2 separate regions of the Homo sapiens genome follow, and region 2 is linked to region 1. The links are chromatin contacts, found by Hi-C or POLR2A ChIA-PET in ENCODE. All regions are on one chromosome and are shown on one strand. The core of a region is the stretch at or near the end of the contact, and the rest is flanking DNA. Distances in the headings are between cores, read along the strand shown.

The links. A loop is a pair of places that touch in the nucleus more often than their neighbours do. ChIA-PET counts read pairs that join two places held with the same protein, here RNA polymerase II (POLR2A). Pooled maps may share reads with other maps.
Region 2: a loop to region 1 is called in a map of breast epithelium, with 14 times the contacts of the local background. The contact joins two enhancer-like sites. A Hi-C loop is called at or near these places in 1 of 168 maps with a recorded cell type or tissue (breast epithelium) and 1 of 50 pooled maps. POLR2A ChIA-PET finds 5 or more read pairs at or near these places in 3 of 52 experiments (T-cell, WTC11 and activated T-cell).

The regions. Positions count from the first base shown.
Region 1 is chr4:158,995,478-158,998,600 of GRCh38, reverse strand. The region is part of intron 1 of SPMIP2 (sperm microtubule inner protein 2); the gene reads left to right. Among named protein-coding and RNA genes, the nearest start is that of SPMIP2, 38 kb to the left of the region's middle. RefSeq lists an enhancer at 1,143-2,342. Within about 2 kb of position 1,805, at least 4 of the 41 ENCODE cell types and tissues checked have a DNase peak (open chromatin) inside an H3K27ac peak, as active enhancers do.
Region 2 is chr4:158,773,840-158,776,939 of GRCh38, reverse strand. The region is part of intron 1 of FNIP2 (folliculin interacting protein 2); the gene reads right to left. Among named protein-coding and RNA genes, the nearest start is that of FNIP2, 6.4 kb to the right of the region's middle. Within about 2 kb of position 1,384, at least 5 of the 41 ENCODE cell types and tissues checked have a DNase peak (open chromatin) inside an H3K27ac peak, as active enhancers do.

The sequences.
Region 1 (3,123 bases), core at 556-3,055:
CTGGTCATTTATACAACTCTAATAATAAGAAAACCAATTAACACAAAGGCAGAAATGATATGGGGCCAAATTGACACTGGCAATGTAGAGTCAAGCAAGACTCTCCACTGGGACCTGTTATTGTACAAATAAAAAGTACGTTCTTTTATGAATCTACAAAATAGTCCACTTAAATGAAATACTTATTTTTGCAGTTATGTAATCAATTAATTAAGTCTAATAAATAGAGAAGCTTCATTCATATCTAAAATATGCAAGAAGGAGATGTAAGATAAAAGACAAATATGAAAACTGCTGTAGAACAGGATTTAGTAAACCATGGCTCATGTGCCAAATCTGGCTTGCCACCTTTTTTTATACAGCTAAAAGTGGGCTTTCACTTTGTAAGTGGTTGAAAAAAGTTAAAAGAAAAATATTTACCAACCCATAAAAACTATATAAAATTCTAATTTCAGTGCCCATAAATTCTGTTTTATTAGAACACAGCCACACTTACTGGTTTACGTATTGTCCACTGCAGTGACAGGGTTGAGGAGTTGTGATAGAGATTGTATGTATGACCTGCAAGCCTAAAACATTTACTATCTGACCTTTAAAAAAAAATGTGCTGACCTCTGCTCTAGATCAAAGAGTTTGATTATGGAGGCCAGGCACAGTGGCTCATGTCAGTAATCCCAGCACTTTGGGAGGCCGATGTGGGAGGATCACTTGAGGCCAGGGGTTTGACACCAGCCTGGGCAACATAGTAAGACCCTCATATCTACCAAAAAAATTTTAAAAATTAGCCGAGTGTGGAGGCCCATGCGTGTAATCACAGCTACTTAGGAGGCTGAGGTGGGGGAATTATTTGGGCCCAGGAGTTCAAGGCTGCAGTGAGTCAGGATTGTGCCACTGCACTCCAGCCAGGGCAACAGAGTGAGACCCTGTCTCTAAACAATAACAACAACAACTAAAGAGCTTGAATATGGAGGAATACCAATAATTGCCCTCTCCCTTGCCTTTTGTGAGGATAGTTTCTGAATGAGCCCCTGGCTTGCCTTCATTTCTTTGCATTGCTTTAGTATAAACCCATATCCTTGGCTGGGTCCGGTGGCTTACACCTGTAATCCCACCACTTTTGAGGTGGGCAGATCACCTGAGGTCAGGAGTTTGAGACCAGCCTGACCAACACAGTGAAACCCTGTCTCTATTAAAATTACAAAATTAGCTGGGTGTGGTGGCGCATGCCTGTAATCCCAGCTACTTCAGAGGCTGAGGCAGGAGAATCGCTGGAACCCAGGAGGCAGAGGTTGCAGTGAGCTAAGATTGTGCCATTGTACTCCAGCCTGGGCAACAAGAGCGAAGCTTCATCTCAAAAAAAAAAAAAAAAGCCATATTCACAAGTATGATAGTACGAACACCAAACTAATTATGATTTAGCTAGCAACAGAGACCAAAGAGGAGAAAAGAAGTAACTTCAAATAATTTCATGTGGTCTTAAAAGTAAATTGCACAGCAGCAGTAAAAAGTTGCATTGTAGCTGTGTGTTTGTGTGTGTGTGTTTTCTCTGAGGAATGTTTTCCTTTTTGCTTTGTAGCTGACTACCCAGAGGCCAGCACACTCTTCTCCCTTTCCAGAGAGCTTCCATTTTATTTGGGTGTCTACCCTGACCTCACATGACTCAGGATTAAATTCTGAATCATCCAAGCCAGTCATCGAAATTCCAGTTCCCTTGCCAGCTCTTGGTTTTAGGAAGAGACGAATGACTCAATCCTGGTGAATAAAATGAGAGAGGAATTTATCTGAGGTTTTCTAGGAAGGGCTTCCCTGCTGATTAAACATACACACACCCTCTTGAACATCATTGTATCTGCCTATGATAACTGAAACCGTGACAGCCTCCTTGGGACCTCAAGGGGAACTGGCCAGGGGTAAGGAGAGGATGCAGTGCACACAGATGGAAAAGCCTGTGATTCCGAAGACATCATTGAGCTACTGAAGAAAGCAACCCTGGATTCCTCCTGCCTCAGAAGATCTTATTATGGGACATAATTTTCCTTAATTGTTTAATCAATTTTGCAATGGATTTCCTATTACTTGCAGCACTCAAATGGATTTTTATTAGTTCTATATACACAAATCTTACTAATTTTTTTCATGAAATATCTAGAGACTATCTATGTGAATGGTGAGCATTTCTTATAATAAAACTGACTATACCATGCACATTTATGCTAGGAAAATTGCAAGCCAAAATAAAGAAAATGTAATTTATTTGTTATCTACTTAGATTTTCCTTTCAGGAGAGATGAATATGTGGATTCACCTGGTTGCAAAATTTTGTCAAGATGGGTCAGTTTTACTTTTCAACTAAAAGTCCAAGGATGTTTACAAAATTTTTGATTCTGCCTTCTTTCTCTACTTGACAGGAAAACTACAGAATTTTATATTTTTGATTACATCAGCAAATTTAATGAGCAAGCAGTCTTCTTTCAGCAAATATTACTATGCATTTGCTTGGTGCATTGCACTGTCCAGAATGCTAAAGAGGTTCCAAAGCAAACGAGACGTCGTGCGAGTCTCTAATAGGGACGAAAAACGGGTTAACTGTCAAGCAAAGAGACAAGACACATAGTCACGAAACGGCTAGGAAACCTCAGCACACAAATGAAACAGATCAAATTGTACTTTAAAGTTTCAGTGAATAATAATGTCTGCCATGAAGAACAGAAAATGTTTTCTCTTTTTTTTTTTTTTTTTTTTTTTGAGATGGAGTCTCACTCTGTTGCCAGGCTGGAGTGCGGTGGTGCAATCTCAGCTCACTGCAACCTCCGTCTCCCGGGTTCAAGCGATTCTCCTGCCTCAGCCTCCTGAGTAGCTGGGACTACAGGCACACGCCACCACGCCCAGCTAATTTTTGTATTTTTAGTAGAGACAGGGTTTCACTATGTTGGCCAGGATGGTCTTGATCTGTTGACCTTGTGATCCACCTGCCTCGGCCTCCCAAAGTGCTGGAATTACAGGCCTGAGCCACCATGTCCAGCTCAGAAAATATTTTCTAAAGGAGGTGAGCATGGTCTTTAGATTGTATGGGAGGCCAGAAAAACAGAGGCCATGTCATAATGACCTTTGTTCACACTGAGC
Region 2 (3,100 bases), core at 135-2,634, 220 kb after region 1:
TGAGTTGTCTGTAACAAGATTCATTTTCTAAAATGTCACAACGCATGCTAGAAACATCAAGAAATATTTCAAGAGATCAGATTCTGGAATACTAGAGACTCTTTAAGGATCATCAGTGTTCAAAACTCTTGAATTCATTCATTCATTCAACAGGTATTTATTAAACGCCAACTTCCTGCCAAGCACTGCATTAAAAGCAGAGACACAATGGCAAGGCTAGGATTTAGACGAACTCTCACAGCCATGCTGTAACTATCACATGTACGTTTTCTTGTTTCATTTACAGTTATTTCAAATGTATGCTTTAAAAGACTTTGTGGCATTGAATTTAAAAGGTATTTTTGTAACTATCTTTAAATCATATTTTATAAAAGAACTTGAGTAAATGAGGATAGCTAATGAAGAAATGAATGATAACATACTTTTCCCCCCATAACCCCAAAGGTTTTGACTATAAGACAAAAAATGTCCAATTTTCCAGGCATATCAGAGAGAGAGTTGGCAGTCTGAAGTATTTATAAGGTGTTAAAGCCAGAATCAATTGAACTGGTGAATTTGCTGCTGCTTCCTAACACATCCTAAATCAACACCTGTTTCATCTCTTGAGGAATGTGCAGGTTAACGTCTAACTTGTCTTCAACTTGTGAAGAAAGAGTTGCTATGACAACATGCAACTATCCTTACTGGGAATCAGGCTGAGGTCCCCACCAGATATGTAGGTTCTTAATTAGCCCCCCTCAGCTTTTGGGATGAATTCCTACTGCCTCAGTGTTCATTCTCACTTAGACACCCTGCATGAATTGGTTGTCATTTTCAATTAGACATCAGCACATAACCAAACACCAATCATTTATTTAAAGATATATATCAAATACAGAAATCTCTTATTTATGATTAAAAAGTCTTAGGTGTGGTAATAAAATCATCTTCATAAACCAATATATAAATCTCTTATAGCACTATGATGGACACAAATTCTAAAGTATAATCTACAAATTAAACAAGTTTACAGGGACAAATAACTAGAAAAATAATTCCTAGAAATGAAGGCACACAGTTCAGGAGACAGAAATATGATAATCGGGGATCCAAACTCATGCTAATACTAAAATCTTATATAACAGAAAGAGTACTCTGCTATACAACATTTATCCACAACATTATAGTATTAATGGCTACATTTTATTGCACTTAATATATTGTATTATTCTGGCACAAACAGAAAGTGCAATAAGGAAAAAAAAATATGTAGCATGATGCATGAGAAGGCACATTGTCCTTTTCAGAAGTCCATTATAAAGGCAGCTGGACAGATTCTGGCTGAACACAAGTGGGGTGCCAGCCCATCTCCTTCCATCCCCATCCCACCCTCCCATTCAAGCACTGGTTACAAAAGTGTCTGTGTGGCCATGAGTAGTGAGTCATGGATGTTCCATTTACAGATGGGGTGGGGTTGAGGGAAATCACTGTTACATGCCCAGTTAGCTGGAAAAGTCCATCCTGTTTTTCCTTTTTTTACATAATAATCATTTTTCATAAATCTGAGATAAAGAATGCTTGGTAAGTAGGAACTCACCAAATATTTCAGCACTCTTACATCCAAAGGAAAGACTTACTTTTACAGCCAAGTATATGATCTCATAGTCCAGGCCTAACAATTCACACTAAGCAAGGGGCTTGTACAATCAGTACAAAACATTTGTTCCTTTTCACCCACACCAAGAAAAACAGTGGCTGGAGAAATAAAGCACATTACCAGTTCCCAAATCAGATTCACACACCAGGAGTTCATGCTGGCAGCCAAAGTATTTCATGACGGCAAGGACAATCTTTTACAGCTTCCTTTTCCAAGGAAACACAACGGCAAAGTAGCTTCCTTAGGCTGACCTTACAGGCAAACCACGAGAAACACAACCTAAAGCAACAACAAAAACCAATGCTCTTTTTGGAGCTATATACTCCATGCATTAAAAGACCACATGCCTCCGTCCATCTCTTAGTACCACCTACTAAATCAAATAATAATGCATAATACAACAAATTCAAATTTCAGGACTTAAAATTATAACTACATGTTTTAGCTTTTAAAACATCTAATCCAGGCCTCTTATCCACATTCCCTCAAAATCCAAAGGGCTGTGTCAGTCTTTTCTAAACATATTTCAAATAAAGCTTGAGCTGCATGCAGCTCCTAACTGTACTCTGAGCCCCCAGGAAGACTACACTGGGCTCTGAAGCTCAGGTGAAGTAGCGACCCTGTCAAACTAGTAAACATTTTGCACATACATATCTCCTATCATTATTGACACTGCCAATTAACTTAGCCTCTGAGGTTTATAATGAGTTTAGATTTTAAATACATTAAACCTCATAACAAACATATTACTTTTAATAATAGGAGCTAACAGTTATTTTGATGAAGAAGAAAGATTCTATGAAATTTATTCAAATCAGATTTCTCCATAAACATTATCCTTACTCTATTCCCTCACAGTGTAGAATATGCTAAATGCTATTTAAGTTATCTTAAATAGTTAAATAATCTAATAGTTAAATAATCTAGAATATTTAGGTTTAAAATAATCCAAATCACAAAAGTAACACAAATTCATTAGAGCAAAATCCAAAAATACCAACAAGAATAAAACACAAAAAATTAAAATAAAATTTTCACCTACCTCTTGGCAACCACTGTTATAATATGTTGGTGTAGAGTGTTGCTGGCCTATTCTGCACATGCATAATCGCTCCTATTTTTAAATGTTTTTCACATAAATTTATAACTTGCTTTTACTTTTTAAAATTTATATAAATTTATGGGGTATAAGTGTAATTTTGTTACATGCATAGATTGCACAGTGGTGAAGTCAGGCTATTAGAGTTGCTTTTACTTCTTCTATTGAGAACATTTTTCTTTTGTTTTGTGTGTCTGTGTATAAAATTATGATTTGGATGCTATAGAATGTCATCCATTGTGTGACTATATCATTTTGCTTAACCAATTTCCTTTTTTGGCTAAATGCAATTTTATTCTTAATAATAAAAACTTGCAAATAACTTTGAAAAAACAAACACACCATATTTCTAAGAATCTTTCTGA